Linked DNA regions of Mus musculus: all the other regions are linked to region 1. The links are chromatin loops, found by intact Hi-C in ENCODE. Cell type or tissue: heart. All regions are shown on one strand. Region 1 has its middle 7.0 kb from the start of Gm34466. Region 2 has its middle 52 kb from the start of Mylip. Region 3 has its middle 51 kb from the start of Gmpr.

Region 1 (8,000 bases):
TATTCTTCCTGGAGCTTCTAGGAGTCCCTACAGTGTGATTCTGTTTGTCCTTTACCATATCTTGAGAAAGCTTGGATGCCAGTCCAGTAGGACAGTTGTGGACACAGTGTGGGAAGATAGTCTTACTGACCAGGTGCTGGTTCCTCATGTTCGCACTTGTGTGGCATTCTCTAGCCACACAGTGAGTGAACATTTTTACCTGGTCTTCCATGAGCTGAGGACTCTGCCCTTGGTCTTAGTTGGGAATGACTCTCCCCACTCACTGACTGTGAAATTCAGGCCCATAACTTCTGTCTTCTCAAAGCATAAAATTGGAACATTCATACTTCTGCCCTGAATTGTCATAAGAATTGATATAAATCTTGTCACCTGGTATACAGTAGATACTTCTTAGTGGTTTTTAAAATTTATTATTCTTTGTTTATTTGGGCACACATAGGGAGGTCAGAGAATTGCTTGCAGAAATGAGTTTTCTCCTTCCTCTATGTGAATCTCAGAGAATAGCACCAGAAACCTTTATCTGTTGAGACTTCATGCAACTTTCATTATTCTTTCTTTATCCCTTCTTTGGTACTTCTTCTGGAATGAAGTACCCTTGAGAGCTCCTCTACTCCTAGCTCCTATTGGGATCTTCTAATAGAATTTTCTGAAGGTCAGCTATAACCAGTGCTGCCGTAGGTCACCCGCAAACTCCTATATCCATCCACTGATCTTTATTTTTAAGCAGTTTGAACATTTGACCTCTCTTTGGGAGGAATATTGGGAGGACTTGATTATCTCAAAGGGAAAAAAAAATGATCTGTCAGCCAGATAAGTGTGTCTAAGTTATAGGAAATTGAATTGACACACAAGAGCCCATTGTTTCTATGGTAGGAATTGAATTATGTTAGAGAAAGATCAGAGAGCTGTTGCTGACTTCCCAGAGGATGCTAAAATTAGATAAGATGCTGCAGTTTTGTTATATGGCACGGGGGTAAGGAGACTTTAAAGAAAGCATCTAGCTGGGGCCCATTCAAAGTCAATCAAGGTTTACTTAAGCAAAGGACAACTAAATGTAATGAGTTCACTGAAAGGCAGAGGAAAAATAATCAAAATCATTTTCTATAGTGGCTATTAAAGTGAAAGACACGGGGCAGAAAATGCCATTCAACAAATACAGCAAAAAAATAAAAGCAGAGGCTGTAAAATGTTGATTATCTTGGAGCCCTTTAGAAAGGAGTTAACAGTTGACTTTATCTTTTCAAGCAAAGATCTTTTAAAAAGGATTTTAAGTGGATGGTTTCTAGAAAGATTACATTCTTTTACAAGTTCTCAGAGTATGAATAATAGAATCTAACCCTTTTCTGACTTGGAGTGCCAGTGAAATTATATTACTGTTAGTTATTGTAGACTCTTTTGTTGATATATGATGCCCTCAATATCTGATTAGGTGCTTGATGCTAACTGGCTTTAAAGTGTTCCCAGACTTCTGTGGGTATCAGTTTTCTCTCTCTGCCTGGGTGTTGCTTCTGATAGCTGGCCATCTCTAGTGTCCTTCATCACTTGCAGTGATTGCTAAGTTCAAACCAAATTTGTACAAAGCTACTTGTAGATTGTTACATACAATTTGAATGTTAACTTTGCCTCACGGGCTTACACATTTGATCAATTGGTTCCCAGATAATGGCACTGTTACAGGTGGCTGTGGGACCTTTGAACATGTGTCTTGGCTAGCACAAGTGGGCCTCAGGGGGTGATACCCACTCCTGGTTTCAGTCTGAGCTCTGATTCTTGTCTAGCACTACAGTGTGACTAGCTACCTCATGGTCTCATCGCCATGGATAGGAGCCAGTCCTGGTGGCGTGGTGTGAGCTGAGATCAACACTCCCTTCACTGAGTTGCTTCTGTCACACATTTTGTCACAACAATAAGAAAAGGTACAGATATATAAACTAAATTCTGAATGAACATTTGAGGGTTTAGGTGGAATAAATATGAGACTTCATCTTTTTTTTTAAGATATTTCAATTATTCTATCATCTTTTATTCTGAACTATGCCTAAATTAGAAAGAGTACTCCAAATATAACCTGTAGAATGAATATATACTAGAAGGGAAGATTCATTAGATTGGTTTGGGCTAGAAGGGCTGGGTAGTGTCTCATACTGAAGAGCCTGAGAGCCAGGTAGCTTCTCAGTCTACGAGGCTAGGTATCAGCAGTCCCTGCATGACACTACTAGCTTGGAGGATTCCTGAAGAACTTCTGGTCTTTAGCTCACGTAGGAGACCTGCAGAAGCTGGACTCTGAAGTCAGCAAAGAAATGCAGCAGCAGCAGCAGAGTAGTTGAACTTGCCAGCAAGACCGAAGGCAAGCACTCGAAAAGCCAAGCTTCCTCCTTTAACCTCTTTTAACCTGCCTGACATCAGAAGGTACTGCCCATGTTTAGGTACTGCCCATGTTTAGGTTGGTCCTTCCCACTCCAGGTAACTCAATAGGGCATATCTCTCACAGGTGTGTTCAGTAGCTTGCCTCTTATTGACTCCAGGTCAAGTTGACTACTGAGATTGACCACCCCCACGCTTTAGTATCAAACAATGCCTCACATGAGAATGCTTTCCATAAATTATAATTGATATTCAAGTATGAAGAAATGTGGTATTTTCAGGGATGGTCATCTTCAGCTGGCGCAGCCCTCCACACTCTGGTTATCTTTATTACTGGGTGAACTTAGGGAGATGGCGCTTGATACTGATGAAGATGCTGAACCTGGAACCTAGATCTTATGCTAAGGAGTCACAGTTGCCTAATGACTATGTTTTGCAGGAGGTATAGTAGGTCAGCTTGGCTGCTCAGCTGTCTCAGACGCCAGGCTCACTTGATAGGTTGAAGTATATATCCACGCAAAACTATATAACCTTCCTGGAGACCATTGGGGCTTGGGATACCTGACCCTCAGGCCAGTCTCCTGCCATAAGCAGCCTATGTGCTTTATTCCAGTCTGCTCTCCAAGTCCTGTTTCTATGTGTCACTGTGCAATAAAGAATGCTAACTAGCCCTGTGTTGGGTGACACACTGAGTCATAAAGCCATGCTTATGGCTGTAGGCAGCTCATGCTCCCTTCAGCTGTCATTGCGTGACATGCTTAGCTGAGAGTTCCATATGACTGGGTGACAAGAAAGTTTGCTCTCCTGGGGCCACTAACCAAGGATCTAGCTCCTTGGTTCTAATATGAGAAACATTTTAGAAGGTTCAATTTATGAGTTCAAGTTGTGTCACATATCTGTAAATTCAGTATTCTGGAGTAGAGGCAGAAATAGGAGGAACGTGAAGTTCAAGGCTAGCCTGGGCTACATGATAAAACCCTGTTTTGTTTTGTTTTGTTGTTTTTGTCATTGTTGTTTTGAATATTTTGGTTTGGTTGGTTGTTTTTTATATATTCATTCAACGGTTCATCATGGAGCACAGACACTGGGATAAACTCTGAGACACCAGAATGAACAATGTGAGCAACCTGCTCCAGTGAACTGTGAAGGTACAGAGGTCATCACAGCACAAGGCTACGATGCAAGCACCACTTAGTTCTGACCTTCAAAGTGGAAAAACCTGTCTAATCCTTGATCTCTAGTTCCAAACAGGACACTAATACAACCTGGCCGAGGCCTCAGGCGCTCTCATCACTTCCTGGAGGGTGTGTGGGGGAGGGGAGAGCTCTTGTATCATCATCATTAGAGCTCACTCACTGGACATTCCCCCATGTCCTTTTGGCAACCTTCAGTGTGGGGCTCTTGAGCTGCTGCGGCAGCTTACATTTACCCACAGAGCTGGAGGGCAGACTTGTGGACGGTGGCTGTCATCCCAACACTTTAGATAAGAGGATAGACACAGAGCACAGTTGTTGTGTCTCTCTGAGCCAAAACATGTGCTTAGCAGCATTGTTTGCCTTCTACCAGGACAGTGTGCCTCCACAGAAGACTTTCCTCTCTGAAGGAAACCGAGACTATTGTTCAGAAAGTTCAAGAACAGGAAAGATGGAGTTTTAATGTCTTTTCCCTCCGTGGGTTGTGAAACGACTAACTTCTGACCTACAGGAACAGAAGGAAGTTAAGCAGGTAAACAAAGCCATGTCTAAGGAGGCATTATGATTGCCTTGTTTTGAAAATACAAGAACATTCTGAGCTTCCAGAGGAAATGCTTGTGTACGCACAATTTGAAGATTGCCGTTTCCTTCTTGGACGAAATGATTGGAAACTTCATTCCAGAGAAACTTGAACTAGCTTTGTCTCCCCAATACCTGTCATCTTCAGAGTTAGTTGACTGGGGTTCAACTTCCTATCCAGAGAGAACTACAACTAATGCTGGCACATTTGTCAGGAACTGTAACAGATATCTCGATATCTTATTAAGCCAAAATAGAGTGTGATTATTGTGAGTCAAATGTTATGCTCCTTGTGTCTTTCTCACACACATATTTTATTGCATGTTAAAAGATTTGATAGATACAAAAGGAAGACAAACAAGTTATTTCCTAGTACGGAATCTGGCATCGTGGGTTGTCCTGGTAATTATCTGAATGGAATGTCTGTTTTTGAAAACATGCCTATTACTCCTCTGAGCAGGCATACTGAGAGTCCGCATGACCCTAGAGTGGAAAGCAGGTTTGTCTCTGTTCAGATCTTGCTTCCTGGGGCCCAGTATCGAGCCAGCAGTGAACTCAGGTCTCCCCGTGCTGAACAGAGGGTTAATTAGCCTTGAGGCAGTTTTACAAGATGAAGATGTTTCCTCACTGTGAGAAGAGTGTCATAGTCTTGCCAGGAGAATTTTGGTGCCCGGGATATCAAAGTAGAGGCCTTCTTGGATCAATGAACATGCCATCCATTCAAGGGTCCAGGGAAAGCTCAAAGATGAGAAGGCAGCTGCAGTATCCTGCCTTTTGTCTGCCAGGATAGCCAGCTTCATGCACAGTGACCGCCCCCCCCCCCATGTCTGTCCTTTGAAGATCTTGCCTTGTCATTTACTTCAGTACTTTCTCACCTGTTGTAACCTCTGCCTGGAATTTCCTCTGCCTTGCCTTGCCTTGCCTTGCCTTGCCTTGCCTTGCCTTGCCTTGCCTTGCCTTGCCTTGCCTTGCCTTGCCTTGCCTTGCCTTGCCTTGCCTTGCCTTGCCTTGCTGCCTCCTCCTCCTCCTCCTTCTTCTTTAAAAAAAAAAAACCCATAATTATTTGGTTTATTTCTTTATATGTCAGCATGGGGTAGGGTGTGCATGTGAAGGGCAGAGGGCAGTTTCTGGCAGTCTGTCCTTTCCTCCTTCCATGTGGGGTTCAGGCAATATCTCAGGCCAGCAAGCTTCTGGACCCACTGAGCCATTTTCCAGCCCACCAGCTTTCGTTCAGCCTGCTCATTCTCATATTTTCTCTGTCTAATCCATGACAGACTCCTCCTGGTCCCAGCATGTATTCTAATCCTGTGTGTTTACTCTCCTACTATTCTCCAACTCCATTGCCTACGTGCTATGTTCAATGACAGCAGGGAGAGTCTGTGTCCCTCTTGGCCTGCATGGTTTTCTACTTGGCACATGGTCACAGCTCATTGGATATATGTTGAATAATATGACTGAGTCATGAGTGGATTAACACTAAAATTATTCGTGTTGCCTGTCTTAGTTGCTTTGCTATTGCTATGACAAAACACCATGACCAAGGCAACTTGTAGAAGAAAGCATTACCGTTTCAGAGGGTGAGTCTATGGCCATCGTGGAAGAGCATGGTGGCAAGGCAGGCAGGCATAGCCCTGGGGCAGTGTCTGAGATCTTACAGATTGATCTGTATGTAGGAGGGAGGGAGGGATAGGGAGAAGGATAGATATGGGGGAATAGAGGGAGATGGAGAGAAAGACTGGGCCTGGCATGGGTGTTCAAAACCTTCAAGCCTACTCCTAGTGATACCCCTCCTTCAACATGGCTACTCCTTCTAATCCTTCCCAAACAGTTCCAGAAAATAGGGGAAAAAAACCATTCAAACACATGAGCCTATGGGCACCATTCTCATTCAAACCCACTAAGTTAAGAAAATGAGGTAGTATATAATTATATATGGTCCTTAGTACTTAGTTTCTCAGAAGTATGTCCTCTGAGAATGCCAGATGTGGTGAGCAAGTATAGAAATGAGTTAGGACATAAGCTGCAACATAAAAACCAGGTATGTGTATGGGGGACATACCTGTAATGCCTGCCATCACTGGCAAAAACAGGAGGGTTTTAAGTTTGAGGCCAACCAGCTTGGGCTACGTAGAAGACTCAATCTCAAAAGATAAATGAATCAGTAAGTAAGTAAATAAATAAAAAGCAGAAGAAACACTATGGCGATAGTACATTTACCTTTGAAACGGGATAAAGAAGTGGGCCTTCAGTCATCTTTAAGTCTTAAAAATATTTCATCTAATAAAATCTTGTCACTCTTCAGTTGTTCCCCAAGTCAGTCTTATCGAGAGAAAATAGAAATGTCCACCCACATTCCTGATGGCCTCATGTTTCCCATAAAATTAAGGCTGGAGAGACTGAGAGTGGATGTGGGGAGAAGGTATTTAAAGTTTCTTTAAAAAATTGTTTTTGGGGGTGGGGAACATTCCTGTCCCCAGCCACAGACTTCTGAGTCTCTAGCGATGTGCAGCAGCTTCCAGGAAATGAAGCCATGACAGATAATTCTGACTTGGATGGGGTCAGGGTGTTGGCTTCAGAGCTGCCATTGGGCTGATGAAATTTTGCCAGACCACAGAAGAATCTGGAAGAGGGGAAATGGCATGAGCCTGGAAGAAAATCCCCCTGGGATTGTGAAGTTGAGTAGAAGAAAGGGGTGCGGGCTACACTGTTCTTGGAGCTTCCTTTCTTGGACACCCCCCCCCCAAGTTGTAGCTAGCCTTTGGAATTCTCCAGAGCTTGAAGGTAAGAGGTGTGAGTAAGAAGTGGCCTCAACTGTGCAGAGAGGAAAATGCTGGTGATGTGGAAGGTTCTTGTCTCCACCTAGATAAGGTGGCATATGACTCTCTGCTACCACACCTGCCTTCTTTGAATGTTGGAGTTCCCCAACTCACTGACATTATTCATCTCCAAATTGCTGATGGTCTCTGCCCCCAGGACCTACGTATCACTTGAGAGGTACCATTTGTGCAGATATGGACCAGAGAGAGCACACTTCCTTTTGAAGGTCAGGAAAACACAAGAAACCTGGCTCCGACGACGTGTGAGCTGGCTCAGAAGGAATTGTGGGAGTGGCTAGAGACACAGAGGGAAGAAGATGAATAGGAGCCTGTTGCCTTGGCTGTGGAGAGAGGAAATAAGGGGGTGATTGGGAATGAGTGGAGTGAAAAATGTTCTCACAAGAAAGCAGAGTTGCAAACCAAGGCGGGGCCCAAAAATAGACAGTAAGAAAACACCATTGCCAAAGACTGGCTCTATCTTCCTTCAAGCAGGGCAAGGAGGGGCATGTTAAGTCTGAAATGCCCTGTCAGTTCATGTTTTGAGTATTTACTCTGTGGCTGCTTGGGAGGCTTTGGAACTCTTAGGACTGGGCGCAACACTCGGGGTGCACCTTTAAAAAGTAAACTCAATCTTTGGTTCTGGTTCCACCTGATGTGAGGAGCCTCCTTCCCAAGTACCTGCCACCATGAACTGAGCTGGGTCATGATAGTATTGTCAGGGAAGGAGATATGAAGAGGAAGCTGGATTAAAATTCTCTGAAACAGCCGAAATAAACCTATTAAGTTGCTTCTGTCAGGTACTTTGGTCATAGCAATATGAAAGACTTAACGAAAATGATTTCTTATGGTTTCACTCATTCTCCTACTCATATTTCCCTCCTTCCTTCTCCTTCCCTCCCCCCCCCACTACTCCCTCTCTTTCTCTCTCTTTTTCCTGTCTTCCTTCCCACCCCCCTCTGTGTGTGTAGTCATACATAGAACATAACTATAAATGAGAAGAACAAAATCCATCCCCCAGTTAACAGGTGACATAGTAAGCAAGGACCAG
Region 2 (8,000 bases), 170 kb after region 1:
TCCCCTTCTGCCCCTGCTTACTCCCTCCCTCTCCCTCCTCCCATCCCACTTCCACATTTTGGAGCATTATTGCTCGTTTGCTTGTTTGTTTATTCACTGTGACCAGGATGACCTGAAATCACTATGTCTCATACTGGCCCCAAAGTCATAGCAAGTCTCCTGCCTCAGTTCCTCAAGTTCTGGGATAACAAGTGTAAGCTACCTATGTCTAGCTTCTGGAGCTATTTTTAATGTTTATGTCATTGGACAAACACTGTCTATATAGCCACAGAGAGTAACATGGTGCTTTGGTGCATCATGAGTCCATCAAGACGACTGAAGGCTTCAGCACACTTTCTTAACATGTTCGCGAGAACATATAACATTAGGTTGTTTGAACAACTTTGAAATATACAGTGATTGCCATGATAATCTTCCCACTGTCAGTCAGCTTTCCTTCCACCCCATACCCCCCACCCTATGTCCCATGTTGGAGGGTCCTTTTGCATGTCATGCCTGCCTTTCTGGGGACCTTCAAAAGTGCAGGTGAATGCGAAGGATGCAAGATACTCCCTTCAGATATCACTGCAGTTTGGAAGAAGACCGAAGACAGGAGTTTTAAAGGTGTGTTCAGGTAATTTTCTGAAGCTGAGGAGCCCTGTACGGAAGCAACAGCGACATGCAAATCTACATTAGATGTGTCTTCCCCGGGGAGAATGTGCACTCGTTCATGTGTTCCCATACATCTCGGGAAGCAAGTCTCCTTCCTGTGAGTGTGTGAGGGTGCACCCCCGAGCAAGTACAGGAAACTAGAATTTACTTATTTCCATTTAAGCAGAGGTGTATTGGAGTCGAGCTTTGCTGAAATGATTAAAATACACTGCTTATATGGGTCTCATTAAAGGTGTAGCTTTATGGCTTTATGTTAGACCTCCATCGGGGTGGGGCTGTACTCAGTTGGCCGAGTGCTTTCCTAACATGTGTAAAGTCCTGGGGTGAATCTCCAGCACTGCACAAAGTGCGTGTGTCGGGGGAGGGTGTCACATGCCTGGCATCCCTATGATTGGAGGCAAAAACAAGAGCACCAGAAATTCAAAGTCACCCTCAAAGCCATCCTATATGGCCAGGCTGAGCTATATGAGACTCTAGCTCAAAAAAATTAAACACACACACACACACACACACACACAGAGAGCATTATATTTTCTACTTTCCCTTGTCAGAAAAGAGAGACAAGAACAAAACCGAGTGCTTAACTGAGTATCTGTGTACCTGAGTACTGTTGACTGAGTGCCTGTGTGCTTAGCTAAATACCTCGTTGAGTGACTGGTGCCTGGTGGGGTACCTCCTGAGAAAAGACGATGTTGTCCTAAGGAATCATCAAACAGAAACCTGAAATTGAGTTCTTGCTAGGATCCCATTTGCTGGCTAAGGAATCTTAGTTAAAATAAGGCCCATAAGAACCTCACCCAGAGTCTCAACCACAGGGCCCGTGTCTTGGTTCCTAGCCTAGGCCATTCAGAATCCAGCCTTCTTTCTCGCCACTCCTGACTCTGTGTTGCTTCTGGGCCACCATAAAGTAGACAGGCCTTGGGCATACATTCCCACCGTGAAGTCCTTCACAGCATCAGCCCAAAGCCACAGGACCAAGTGACACCATCGGAAATGTGTGCAACCATAAACTAAAATGAATCTTTGCCCTTAAAAGTCAGCACAGTACTTTAGTCCAGAGTTAGTTCCTAGCCATGCAGGATGCCTGTGATGTGATGACAAATGAAGCCATGCACAAGAAAATGCAGCCATGGTATGGACCTGCAAACCTAGCACCTTGGAGCCTGGGGCAGGAGGATCACCAACTTCAAGGGCAGCCTGAGACCTAGGTTATATAGTTACAAACATACATACCCCAATACATGTACATACCACACATACACACATGCACACACCACACACTACACATGCACACACATTATACACACATGCACATCACATGCACTCACACACATCATACAGACATACAACACACACATGCACGCATACACTACACACAAGCATAGTATACACTACACACATATACACACACACATCAAATGCCCACCATACACACACCACACACAACATCCACACCATACACACACACATGCATGCGTGTACACACACACACAGCTTTTTTTCATTGTTTAGTAGCTCATGGTATCAGTGTGTGACCCTTACATTTATTTCAGTCAGCTGCTCTGACAGCGTCCTCTGCAAGAGTGCGGGCACAGAGAAGAGCAAGCCGTTTCTCAGAGTAGCATGCCCACAAACAGTAAAAAGCATGGAGCCATGCCAATAAACACAACACACACTCCACTGGGATTGGACTAAGCAGGAACAGAAACTACATTAACAGGCCTGTAAAAATGGGGACAATGAATGTTATAGCCAGCTTCAGGGTTGTAAATGCTCTGGGAAAGGGGAATCGTGGAGGTTTTACTTGAAATGGTTGGAATTTATCCAGTCACATTAATGTTTTAGGTTAGGTATTTGTTTCATTTGTTTAGTATGTGTGTGTAAGAGAAGGGGGGAGTGGAAAGACGAGGGGGTGGAAGGGATAGGACAACTTGTGGGAGTTGGTTCTTCTATTATACAGGCAGCTAGAAACTTTACCCACCTTGCCGTTTTGCTGTCCCTAGATTGGTTTTATGAGCCCTATATACCAAGTTATACCAAGTGTAAATCATTTTCTCTCCTTTTGGGGGGGAAAGTGGTAAAATAAAGACGAATCATTGTATCTACAGCCAGAAAGCACCAGCCTGGCCCTCACTGCTCAACCAAGTGCCTTGTATACAATGGGCTTCAAGTAGACATCCAGGCAATGAGTTTCTCAAGGCGCCATTCCGTCAGCAATTGCAGCTTACAGTACTCAGACACTGCTGGCTTGGGGTTTTTGTTTGCTTTATTTTTAAAACGAATATATGTTGCTGTGATCTTATTGAGCCGCAAACAAGAAAGGCTGGTGTGATAATCTTCTCAACTTTATGGGAGTTTAGAATCACCATGGAAACACGCTCCTGGGTGTGTCTATAGAGATGTCTCCGGAAAGAACTGTTCCCTGAAGAAGGAAATCCCTCCCTAAAGGTGGGTGGGCGAGATTCACAGGTTAGGATTCCTGGCTGAATTAAAGGGAGAAAGTTGTGTGGACCACAGTATTTATCTCTCTCCCCTACCTGGTCATGGTATGACATGTCTGATCTCCTCTCAGGTCACCACCGAGATGTGGCCAACCCTCAAGCTTCGAGCCAACAGTAAACACTGCCTTCCTTCAAGTTGTTTTTATCAATTGTTTTGTCACAGTGCTGAGACACATACTAATGTGACAGGCGAGGCCCAGTAGCCAGCACTGTAGAGTTTTGCTGCAGTATGTTGTCTTCTGAGCATTAACAGCCATTGGTGATCCAGCCTGTTGGTGTTTTCCTCACAGAGGGGTGGGGTGGGGTGGGGAGGGTTGGTCCGCCTTCCCAGAGATTCTAGCCAATCACGCCTCATTGCGGTCACCTCCCAGCTGTATGTAATTCTGCCTCAGCTGAACAGTTATGTTGGAAGGTACCAGAAAATGTATAGCATTGCGGTTCACCGAAGGCCTGGACTCTATGATATAGCTTCTAGGAGTCATTAGGCATGATGGGGTGGCCCTTTTCAGGGATGCAGATGTTTATGAGTCACCTCTGATCCTGTAGGTAGCTCCCAGTCTGTGCCCCCATAAGTTCCATCAATTCATTTGATTCACCAAATTGGACCTGGGTGACATTTTTTTTCCCTTTGGTTTGTTGTAGGAAGAACCGTTGCTGTGATCCGTCCTCTGTGCCCTGTCTGAAATGAGATGTGTATTCCCCAGAAAAGTCCTTGTAACAGGTACACTTCAGCCAGACCCACAGTGAAGGGTCGTGACTCACCATGGCGCCTTTTCCTTTCTTTGCTAGGAATTTGTCCCAGCAATGGGCAACATTACTACTTTTCTTCTGTCTATTTTTTCTTCAAATTAAAATTTAAGAATAGGAACACGCATGTTACGAAAGCCCTCCTACCACCTGGCTTTTGGAAAACTTGATTTGCGGGAGCAAGCTGTTCGTTCCCAGCGTGCTTTTCCACTTACATTTGTTTTGTTGTGGGTATTGGCTGTGTTGTTTAGGAAATCCAATCTCGCTCCTTACCTCTAGTCATTAAAACGATGTTGGGTTAATGGAAGTTATTAACCAAACACTTTTCCATTTAAAACTGGAGCTTAGATATGTATTTTAGTGTAAATCAATTAAAAGTCAAGATGCTTGTATTTGGCTTGAAATGCATTGCCCAAGGGCTTTGAGTGACATCTGAACTAGAATAACCCCTATCCCAAGCCTTGCTTCTAACTTCATGCTTGGCTCACAAGAGTTCCTTGTTTGCACAAACCACTCCCGACTGCAAAATGGGGGAGGGGGAAGGTTAAAGCTGGAAACACACACCTCACAGAAGGGTGGAGTGGAGAGGGTTGCTCTGCCCTCCCAGAGATTCTAGCCAAACAGTCCTGACTGAGGTCGCCTCACTTGTGCTAAGTCCTTCTGCTAAGTCCTTCTCAACTGACCTGTCACCTAATGCTGTAAGATCCTATGAAGCAATGTACAGGCGGTTGGATCCAGTCAAGAAAATTGGTTGGAGTCTCTACTGCCACCTCGAGGTTATTGAGCTGAACTACAAAAATGAGAAAAAAATAAACTACCAGGCATTTTATGGTTTGTTTGTTTGTTTTTTGGTTTTTTTTTTTCCATTACAAACTAACTAGCATAATAGGAAATCCTTGAGAGGAGTGGATAGTCCTCAGAAAAGTGGGAAATTCCATCAAGGAATGGGCCAACGAGCCAGAAAGATGGCCTGTCCCAAAATCATCCCTCCTGAGCTACAATGGCTAAGCTTGACTCAGCAGCTACATCTTAAAGCTCTATGGGCCAAGGGCTGCTCCACAGGGAGAGGCTGTCAAGCCCCCATGTGGCTTCCCAAGGAGGAGGGGCTCATGAAACAAGCAGGAATGAGTATGTCGGGCATTTCCTGGCTGTAGAACGGATGGCAATCCGATCATGTTGGTGGGCTTTCTGCCGCCATGAGGGAACAACTGGAGAAAGCAGCTTAAACGAGGGACCTTTTGTTGTGAATGCTGACTTCACAGGTCCTGGGCCTGTGGTCAGACAGTGAACCACAGCAGAGTGTGTGAAAACAAGGGGCTGCAAGCTCCAGTAGCCAGGGGTGCAGAGACACAGGAAACATCTGGGCTTCTAATTTATCACTTTTAAGGGTGTGCCAGGGACCCAACTTCCCGGCACTGGGCCCCACCTCCTAAAGGTTCCAACACCCCCTGATGCCTCCTCAAGACACCCATGGTCTTTGTGAGGCAGTTAAGATCCAAACTATAAAACCGTTTACCATTCTCTATGTCCTAGAATCTAGACTCTTAGCTTGTTCTTTGATGCATTTAGACAAGACAGAAGTGAGATACAACATGGAGATTTAATGTTCCCTCATGATTTTATATCCACGGGAGGCCATTCCCCCCCCTCCCCCAATATTTAGAAAATGCATCTTAAAAACCTCCCCATCTGAGACACTGCGGAGGAGGGGAAAAGGAGTGGTAAACTGTAGTTTTCTCCCACGAGCTATTTTAGGAGAACTGTCATCTATGATTGAGATTTTGCGTCTCATTCGGGCTTCTGTCTACTTTGTTTCTGAAGAGCTCTTAGTTTTCCGTGCCCTTCCTGTGTGTCCAAAGCCATCTCAGACTGACCCAAGACTCTGATGACCTTTGACTTGCGGAGCTTGGGAAGAGGGTTAGTTCTTAGCCGGGGGGTGGGGTGGGGGGGTGGGGGTGGGGGGTGAGGGGTACCAAGAGTCCCCCCCCACACCCCATGGACCTTCTGTGGGGAGTTTTGGGATGACCTCTTTCTGCCTCACATGCCTGTGGTCATGGACAGAGCTATTTTCTGTATCTTGCCAATCCTTACCTTCTAGGCAAATGATGATCAGAGGGCCAGCTCATTAGTGACAACCCATGGTTTGGCCTCCAAATGGCAAGCTGTCTTTCACAAGCAAATATGAGTGTTTATGACAGGAGCAGAGAAGGGAACAAATGCCCTTGTGGGTGCTGTGTGTGATATAACCAACCGGCTGGGGTAGCATCCAGTGTCATCTGAGGTTAGTGAGCAAACTTCACAGGGAGATCCTCAGTGTTGGTCTTCCCTATGGAGTGATTTGATTCCTCAGGGAACTGCCTGCAAGCAGCTTTCCTTTCTGTAACTAAAGCGAGCGCTTTATGCCAGCATCGCCCACAGTTGTGTCTATAGCCTATAGTCTTCTGTGGTTAGGTCTCTCCTTTTAAAAGTGATACTAGAGGCAGCACCGGCTCCAAGGATCTGAGAGCATTTCATGTTTCCAATGCAAGAAAATTGCCTTATGTCCAGTGTAGTCCTTTGAAACTCAAGGACAATGACGTTCACCGAGACGCTCTGCCTGTAATTAACTGCCCTAGGGCCCGGGGTACTCAGATGGAGCTGGGGCTCCTTCTTCCACTTACAGGGAAGCCATTCACACTGCCTTAGATGAAAACAACCAGAGTTGCCAGTGGAAAGAATTAGTATGTTTTAGGAATGAGAGCTGAAAGCAGCAGACAAGTAAGTCTGAGGCGTTGTGTTGATGTTAATCAAAGGGGAAGGGGAAGTTCACATTGTGTGCTTATAGTGAACTCTGCTTCAGTAACACCGGGGATAACAGGACAGGATGGTGTCCCAGGAAAGTCAGAGGTTGCCACACGCCCGTCCACAGGATGCATGGGAGTCACGTGCGTCAGTGAGCACTTGACAGTTGGAAGGGCGGATTAGGAGAATAACAGAAGTCAGTATAAACCTCGAAAGACACAGGTTAGAGGAGAGTGGGCATCGCCCTGTGGTAAAGTGCTTAACTAGCAGGCACTGGCTCCGGGTTCAGTTCCCAACACCATTGTTGTTTCAAAAGGAGAAAAAGAAAAGAGGGAACCTCTGAAAGCTATGGAGGAAGTTGGAAGAGGGAAAAGAGGAGAGCTGGCCTCAGCGGACCCACTGACCTGGTAGAAATCGATCTCTCCCCTTGTCAAGGGCTGAGCATCAAACCCTGGACCTTGTATATGGTAGGAAAACACTCTACCACTCAGCTACATCCTCAGCTCAGTGGCCTTAAGAAAATTCCAGTCAAGATGGCTATCCTTTCTACAGTCACTCTTCATTACTGAGGTGGGATCCAGATGGTGTGTGTTTCATTGAGAGAAGCGTGGCATAGAATCTACCTAAATGATTATGTGAATATGAGTTCCCAGGGCTACAATGTATAGAGGTTTGGGTTGGGGTTTTCTTTTGGGGTTGTTTTGTTTTGTTGAGACAGGGTTCTCACTATGTATCCCTGGCTAACCTGAAGCTCACTATGCCCACCAGGTTAACTACATCATAGAGATCCAATTAAAGGCATATACCAGTACACCTAGTGAGGTTTAGATTTAATAAAATGAGTCCTTAATCAAACTTAAAATGTTTATGCTTTTCTTTTTCTTCTTTGTCTCTTTTTGGATGGTTGGAAATAAGAAGCAGAAATAGCCTTTTAAAAGTATATTCCACAAGTGTGGTAATACCTGAATACAGTTCCAAGACTTGGGAGGGAGAAGCAGGCAGCTCAAGGTCACCCTTGACTACAAGCTGACTACACACTGAGATGTCCTTGGCTACAAGAGCTCCTGTCTCAAAACAAACAAACAAACAAACAAACAGTTGTGTTAAAAAGAAAATAATGTCTATTGTGGGCATAGAGCTCTAACATGAGCTGTAGAATGAGACTCTGTCTCTAGAAAAAGGAAAAGGATCTGGGAAGATGACTCCGTCTCAAAGTGGGTGCTATACATGAGACCCAAGACCCACATAAAAGAAAAAGATGGGAGGTAGGCAGGAGGGATTTTCTGGGTAATGAATCTCCCTGAGTCAGCAAGACCCAGG
Region 3 (8,000 bases), 180 kb after region 1:
ATGCCTTCCCAAATGCTCTGCCACTTCTCCCGTGTTCTCTGAAGCTTATCGCCACCCCCCCCCCCAACCGACAACAAGATACAGAGGTGACTTATAATTGGATAACATCTCCATAATCCCATTGAAAATTGAAAATACCATAATTCAGACCCACACGGAATGCCCTTAACTACAGAATGTTCTAGCTTAGCGACGCAGCACATTAGATAGTGTCAGTTGTTTCTCTGCATGATTTCATGGCTGACTGACTGACTGCTATAGCTGGATAGCACTGCCCAGCACTGTGAGAAAGGACTGGGCTGCAAATCACTAACCTAAAAAGACATTCAAGTGCAGAACCTGAATGGCCAGCTTCTACTCAATGCAGGCCGCGTTCACACCATGGTTTAAAAAAAAAAAAAAAGAAAATTAAGGAATTTTGTGAAGGGGGGAACCAAAAGGGGTTGGTGATTGGGATGTGAAAAAATAAAATAAATAAAAATTAATATTAAATTTGGCATATGCATTCATTCATATAACAACAGATATATACATGTTACATTTATCAATAATAATATTATTATAGCTACTCAAATCTCTCTTGCCTGCTACAGTCTCACCAGTCCTGGACACAGTATGTATTAGTGCATGTTAGCCCAGCGCAATGAGCGCCAATACCTAGCCCAGGGAAAGACCCAATGGGGCTTAATTCCTCGATATTTACTCTGTAGCTAGGGTGCCATCGGGGCTCCCTGCCATTAGGGATTGAATACACTTGGCCTTACATGATTGCTAGGGGCTGGGACTAATAAAAGTTCCGCAGGCTCCTGCAAGCACCTTGCTTCCTCCTGCCTCCCTTGGTCTCAGCCACGCCCCCTTAGTCTCAGCTGCCCACTTCCGGTTTGCCAAGCTGTCTCTTCGCTTGCTGCAGTGAGATCAATTACAGCAAGGGTCTCCTGACTCTTCGTAGCACCCATTCTCCCAGCAACGGGGCTTCCCTTAGACCTGGCTCTGCCATCTCTCCCTCTTCAAACCTCTCATCTTTCTGGTTACTGTTGTTTTGTCTCCTGTTGTTGAGGCAGGGCTGGGCTCAAAAAAATCACGATTCTTCTGCCTTATCTTTCTGAATGTGAGGATCGCAAGGTTTTTCCCACCATGCCTAGCTTTCATCCTAGAATTATGAATGCATCCCTTCTTCCTTGTCTTATACAAGCAACTGTGCCCAGGCCATAGGGATTCCTACCTCCTTCCTATACTGGATGGCTTGTTACAAGTACTCTTGGCAGTGTTCTCGGGAGAATTCTGGGATTTATTTCCTCCACTCCTAGTCTGACAATCTGCCATTGTATAGAACATGACATAAACAATGTGTCTGGGCATTCCATGATTTTCTGGCTTCCTAGAGGTGGGGTTGAATCAGAATTGGTCTTTTTAGCTTTTCCTTGTCACTCTTCTTGTTTCCCAGTTGTTAGCAACTAATTCTAACTATTATAGATATATCTATCTATTCCTTCTTTCCCTCCTCTTTTTCCTTTCTTCCAGAGACAGTGTCTCACTATGTATCCTAGGCTAGCCTGGACTTTGATAAACCTGATTGGCCTTGAACTCATAGAGATCTACCTTTTCCTGCCACTCAAACACTGGGATTAAAGTCATGTCTCGCCTGTCCTGGTTTCTTTTCTTCTTTTATTCATTCAGCTATAATACATTTTCTGAGAGCTTGGCATACTCTATGTATTTCTTGAATAAAAACTAAATAAGAATAAGTTAATCTGACTCCGTTTCTCTAGGAACCCAGTCAAAATGTAACCTGACTTGCCTACCCCCTTCAGCTGACCCAGGGGAAATAGCTGTGGTGTCATTTCCTCTTGCACTAACTAGATAACTGGCCTTTAGTGACAACCAAAGATTCAGAAACCATGGTCTTAACTCCTCCACTTTTAAGTAGAAACTTGGTCACACTGTGGCTCTAGACCCACAGGTTAGCAGAAGACATTAGATATTATTATTATCTAATAGTAAAGGTAAGCCAATGCCTAACAGAATTTAGACCCAAGGGAGTACTGAAATTCAAAATAACTAGCAAGAAAATGAACCAACATAGTCAACCCTGTTGGAATGGGTGGATGTACTCTGAAACAGCTCCCCTTTGGAAATGCCCCTGTTAAGGCCTGAACGCTTTCTTTACCATAAATATACCCTCCTTTAGGTATCCCTGAAATGTCTGTGGAACGTTGAGGGCCAAAAAAACCACTGTATACCTTCATTCAAAACAAGAGCCAAGTGTTTTTGAAATGTTTATGATACTTTTAAGCTGCCGTATCAAAGGTCTAACTTATGCTCTGAGTTATGGAATTGTAGACAGAAGAAAGCAAACAGAGTTGCTTTTTTTTTTTTTCTGACACTGAGGGGGAAAAAACAGGAGAACATTGAGAGTTAATGTAATCTGGCTTCCTGCCAAATGTTGGGCGGCACCGGAGACACACTTACCGTCAGTCCTGGAGAAAACCCCCTTCTGGATACTGTTGTGCTCCAACCCACCCCACTCTTTAGATATAAGAAAATTGAGGCAAATAGTTAACCAAAATAAACATAGTGGTGCCTGTTATAATGTTAGCAATTGGGAGGCTGATGCAGGGGGATCATCATGAGTTCAAGGCCAGCCTGAGCTACAGTATGAGTTGGAAGCCAGAATGTGCTATCAAGACCCTGTCTCAAAAAAAAGAGGGGGGTTGGGGGGCGGGAAGGGGACAGGACTAGGTCTCTAAAGCCCATACTCCTTAATGGGGTTCATTTTCAATCAAAGATGTATCCAGTTAGCAGCTGAGACTGGGAGCAGCACCCTCCCCCAGCACTCTAGGGCAGAATTCCAAAGAGGCTTTGTGTACAGATCATTAACCTTTAACCCATAATTTCACAGGCAGCTTTGTTTTGCTTCAGGATTACGGCTCGCACACATTCATTTGCTGGAGGAAAACACGTAAGAGATAGCAGTCAAAGGGCAGAGAGCCGTGGACCCGCGTTCTAAGGTCTTTGGGGTACAATCTTATCACGTTGCTATGTATCATCCATAACAGCTGCAGATAACATCTGTCCTTTTAATGCAGAGGAAAGTCACCCTTGTTCGTCTGCAGGCAGGCTCCTCCGTGAGGTTCGCTTAGGGAGTGTCTGTAAAGCACTGGCCCTCTCCCTAGGCCTCCTTTCATAAACACTGCAAGGAAAGACCCTGGGAATCTGCATTTTAGAGTTTCAAAATTGATTTTCAGATAGACACCCGGTTTTAGAACGGTTTTAGTTGCTTTTCTTGTTGCTATGACCAAAATAGCTGACAAAACGCAATTTGGGGCAGGAAGGGCCTATTTTTGCTTACTGTCTGAGGATCCTTCCGTTGTGGCCAGGAACGTATCAGCAGTCAGGGAAGGCACTGCAGAGTGCTGACAGGAAGTGGTTGCCAGGCTGTCCAACTTGATAGACCCTCCATGACCCACCTCCTTTTCCAGCAAATCTCTATCCACCTCTTAAAGGGCCTACAACCTTCTAAAGCCCTGCTTCTTATTGGGGACCACAGGACCTTCCACACCCAAACCACAACTGGAACCTCTGACCTAAGTCTGTCTCCAACACAGTGGAAACCTCCCCCTCAGCACATCCTTATAGGCAAACATGCACTCTGCCCTGGGACCCAAGCACGTGGGAGCTCTTACCTGGGAGTGACCGACTTTAACAAAGCTTGAATTTCATGGGTTTCTTGTCTTTTGTCTCATTTTGGTTTGAGTTTTTTGTTTGTTTGTTTGTTTGTTTGTTTGTTTTTTGAGCTAATGCAATGAGCTGCAAAGTCCTATCTTAATTTCACTTAAACTGGCTCCCAGGATGGAAGCACTTTCCCATACATGCCTAATGACCTGATTTTAATCCCCCGAAGCCAGGTGACGGTGGAAGGGGAGAATCACCTCTACAGAGCTGTCCGCTGTTGGCACACACCCCAGCACACAATCATTTACAGTTTTACACCTTACCTGTACACCTCCATTCTCCGGCCCACAGCCTCTCACTATAGCTGCATAAGGTACGTAGGATACACAGAATTCTCCAGATAGACGGCCAGGAGCTTTTAGATATTCAGAGACGGCTAAAATATTTCCCCTTAAGGTTTCTCTCCCGTTTGCTAAGATCATTGCTTTAATGTTTTAGGACAGGTCATGAATTCAATAACCTTTATCATAAAGTCTTTGTAAGGGCTAGAAAGAGGTTTGCGGCCAAGTCCCCAGCACCCACATTATGAATGTCATGAGCCGGCTTTAAAAAATTGTCCTCTGACCTGAACATTTAAGCATTTGCCATCCCCGGCGCCCCCCCCCCCCTCAAGTTAATGTAAACAATTTTTAATAAAAAACACTTTCTGGAAGATCAAACTCAGGGAGCCAACAAATACAAATGGACTAATAGAAGACTCAAATAGTGATCTGCTATTATCTATTAAAATGGTGACTCTGAAAGCACCAGAGTATTTCTTAGTAATGTTAATGCAGGGAGAATGTATTTCTGAGAGTGTGTGATCATACAAACTTGTTAGAAAACAATAGGTCACATCTGCTTAGGTTAAGTAATATATATATATATATATATATATATATATATATATATATATATGTGTGTGTGTGTGTGTGTGTGTATGTATATGTATGTATATATATGTGTGTGTGTGTGTGTATGTATATATGTATATATGTATATACATACACATATATACATACATACTCTGGAGGCATAAATTATTTTTTAGCAAGGATTTTAAGTGAAGTTTGTTTGCTTCAAGGGTCAGCTCACCCATTCTTTTTCCCTTAAAGAGATCAGTCCAGTTTTTTGAAAAATCAGATTTGTGAAGATAAATTTTGTTACTTATTCATTGAAGTATGGAACTACTCACTAACCCCAAAAAGAAAACCTGGCAAGACGTGTCTCTCATCACCCCTGTTTGTTTACGCTGCAGCCTAAGATATAAGAAGAAGCAAACTTGTTTCCCACTTCTCTGTTAAAATCCTAGCGTGCAAAGCTCCTCTTTCCTCAGCTCACTGTTGGATGAACATTATTTAATCGGAGCTGATTATTTGGAATCTAAAAGTTGCAAAGTAATCATATTTACCAGGCCACTGACTGAAGAGGAGGCTGTGTCATCTGATGAATTTGGATGTTGTGAAATGGGTCATGGCAGCAGATGGCCTTCCAAGAAAAAAAACAAAAAAAAACAAAAACAGAAAACAAAAAAAACCTCTGGCATGGACTGTTCTTTCTTCTTGGCTTCCGTAATTGAATCCCACCATATGATAGTGGAAATGCTCAAATCAGGTCGCAGAGAGCTGGCGTGTCTGTGTGGCTAATCAGAGAGGGCTGTGAGTTGTTAAGGGATAATATTTTAAATTGAAATCGCCATATGTTGGGACCTAAATATAAAGTCAGCGCTCAGTTGTAAATCACCACCGTTATTTATTTATTAAACGCTCATGTCACAGGCTGCATACGCACTGGCTTACTTGATCATGACCCATAAATCTGACAGTGCGGATTATTATAATCTGTACTTTACAAATGAAAAAAAAAGAGTGAGATTCAGAGAATAAACTGACCAAGTTCAAAGTGAGCCCAAAGATATTTTGGGTTTGTTGTATGAAATATTTAGTTGGAGTATGAAGATGCTTTGGCCTTATTAAGCTCAGAATGTGCATATTTGGACCATGGTTTCTTTTTATTTAGGTGTGTGTGTGTGTGCGTATGTGTGTGTGTGTGTGTGTGTGTGTGTGTGTGTGCTGGGGAATTAGCTCAGCACGTGTCTTCTAAGTATGCAGTTGACTAACTACTGAGCTATACTTCCCCTACTGGATTATGGTTGCTAAATCCATGTCGTGCTGAAAGAAACCAGGGCACTTTGGAGAGCCAGAACCAGGCAACTCCAGAGCTAGGGCTGGAAATACACGAGATGAGCCCAGAACATCCCATCGTACCAGATAGCCATATAAATAATGTATTTATTACATATAATATTATATATGTATATATGTATATGTCTATTTCTCTCTATATATACACATACACACACTTTCCCCTGGAATCCTGTCAAAGCTCTCAGAGCTCTTACTGAACAAACAGTAAGTTAAACATCATTGAGAATTGATCATTAGCATGAATGTAAGCACCCTGAACAGTGTTAGTTTAAATATACAAAGAACATTTACATCTATCAGTTCCCAATCGTACTAAAGAGCGGCACACTGAACTTCCGAGACTCCAGGGAGTCAATCACTACTGTGAAGCTTGTCAAACAAGAGAAAGAATCAAGAGCTCCCCACCCCCCACCCCCGACAGGATTTCTCTATGCAACAGAGTCCTGGTTATCCTGAACTTGCTTTGTAGACTAGGTTGGCCTCTGTTTCCTGTGTGCTGGGATTAAAGGTGTTCACCAACACACCCAGAGGATATTTAACTTTTTGTTTGTTTGTTTGTTTGTTGTGTTTTTTCAAGACAGGGTTTCTCTGTGTAGTCCTGGCTGTCCTGGAACTCACTCTGTAGACCAGGCTGGCCTCGAACTCAGAAATCCACCTGCCTCTGCCTCCCAAGTGCTGAGATTAAAGGCATGCACCACCACACCCGGCTGATATTTAACTTTTAATGTGGCTGAATTGGGCCTTTTCTTCGATAGGTTACACTTGAAGATGTTTGAAAAGTTATTATACACTTAGAGAATATAAAGGTGTTCTTTTTACAAACAAAAAGAAACACATGCCATGCTGATGTTTGGGTTATTATTGCATCTGGAATTTGTCTTGAGACTTTGATGTTTGGTGGGGCAAAAGGTGTGAACCATAGCCCAGGCAGTGGGGTATGCCTGAACTTGTTATATGGGAGGCTCCTGCAGGAACTTCCTAGCTATGGGCCCACCAAGGTGACACAGCAAGACCCTCTATTGAGGGTGAGAATAATTGGTTTTCTAAAGTGAGGTAGAATCTTTCAATCACAATGTTATTGACTTATAAAGAGTAAGTGGACAGAAATAATAATTTTTCTAATCAAAAGCCATCTTGGGGAAAGTAGTAAAAATTCTCGCTGGTGTCACCATTTAAATAATAACAACAGAATAATTACTGGGTGGATAGATACTCTCTTATGGGTGTGGAATAGCTGAATCACCCTGAGTAATGTTTAGTTAGAAGTTCTATATTAAAGTGCATAGTTTATGATGATCTTCATTTTTGCTTTCTGATCTTCTCCTATTCAACATAGACTTGATTCCAATGTCACAAAATGAAATAGGTAACTTTGCATTTGAGATTTTTTTATCACCCTCTAATTAAAAAAAAAAAGACAATATTTTTTCCTTAAAGATTTGAAAATATCCGCTATAGAAATATCAGCATTTTAACTGCTGACTCGTGTCTTTTAATGCATTAGTTAGCTGAGGGCCCTGGTACACATCTGAAATGCCAGCACTTGGGAGACAGGGATGACAAGAAATATCAGAGTCCAGTCTCAGCTGGGTAGAGAGTTCTAAACCAGCCTAAGCCCCTTAGTTTCTTAATTTTAGAAAGTACAGATACACTAGTAATTGCTACTTAACAAAAATGCTCCAACTAGTGACTTAAAATAACACATGTCAAAATAGTCTTGTGGGTCAAGAATCCACTCTCGTTTAAAAGTTTATTTCTTTCTATTTTATGTGTATGAATGTTTTGCCACCGTGTGTACAATGCCTGCAGAGGCCAGAAGAAGGCATCAGAGCTTGGGACTGGAGTTACAGTAAGTCATCTTGTGTTCTGGGAATCAACCTCTGGAAAATTGAAAGAACAACCAGTGCTCTTAAACACTGAGCCCCCACTCCAACTCCGAGAACCCATTTTGACCTTAGCTTGCTGCAATTTACCCTGATTCTCTCACAGGGCTGCAGTCCAGGTGACAGCTGGGGTCATATTCATCTCTGGCGTGACTGGAGAAGATCTATTTCCAATTCAGGACTGTAACTGGCATCTGGT

Evidence for each region. A loop is a pair of places that touch in the nucleus more often than their neighbours do. Peaks named below come from ENCODE experiments on the same cell type or tissue, not always from the same donor. Only the 100,000 strongest peaks of a DNase experiment are listed, where the experiment ranks them.
Region 2: it touches region 1 in a loop (7-fold over the local background); 5 of 42 quality-filtered maps call a loop at or near these places.
Region 3: it touches region 1 in a loop (2.4-fold over the local background); 5 of 42 quality-filtered maps call a loop at or near these places.

The regions. Positions count from the first base shown.
Region 1 is chr13:45,270,783-45,278,782 of GRCm38, forward strand. No RefSeq gene overlaps it. Among named protein-coding and RNA genes, the nearest start is that of Gm34466, 7.0 kb to the left of the region's middle. In heart, no CTCF peak of the experiment used is centred here; DNase peaks (open chromatin) are centred at 3,779 and 7,229; H3K27ac peaks cover 1,574 bases.
Region 2 is chr13:45,438,117-45,446,116 of GRCm38, forward strand. No RefSeq gene overlaps it. Among named protein-coding and RNA genes, the nearest start is that of Mylip, 52 kb to the left of the region's middle. In heart, a CTCF peak has its summit at 4,673 (motif pointing left); DNase peaks (open chromatin) are centred at 5,035, 5,285 and 6,675; H3K27ac peaks cover 1,146 bases.
Region 3 is chr13:45,452,388-45,460,387 of GRCm38, forward strand. No RefSeq gene overlaps it. Among named protein-coding and RNA genes, the nearest start is that of Gmpr, 51 kb to the right of the region's middle. In heart, no CTCF peak of the experiment used is centred here; DNase peaks (open chromatin) are centred at 3,004 and 3,414; H3K4me3 peaks cover 904 bases; H3K27ac peaks cover 2,499 bases.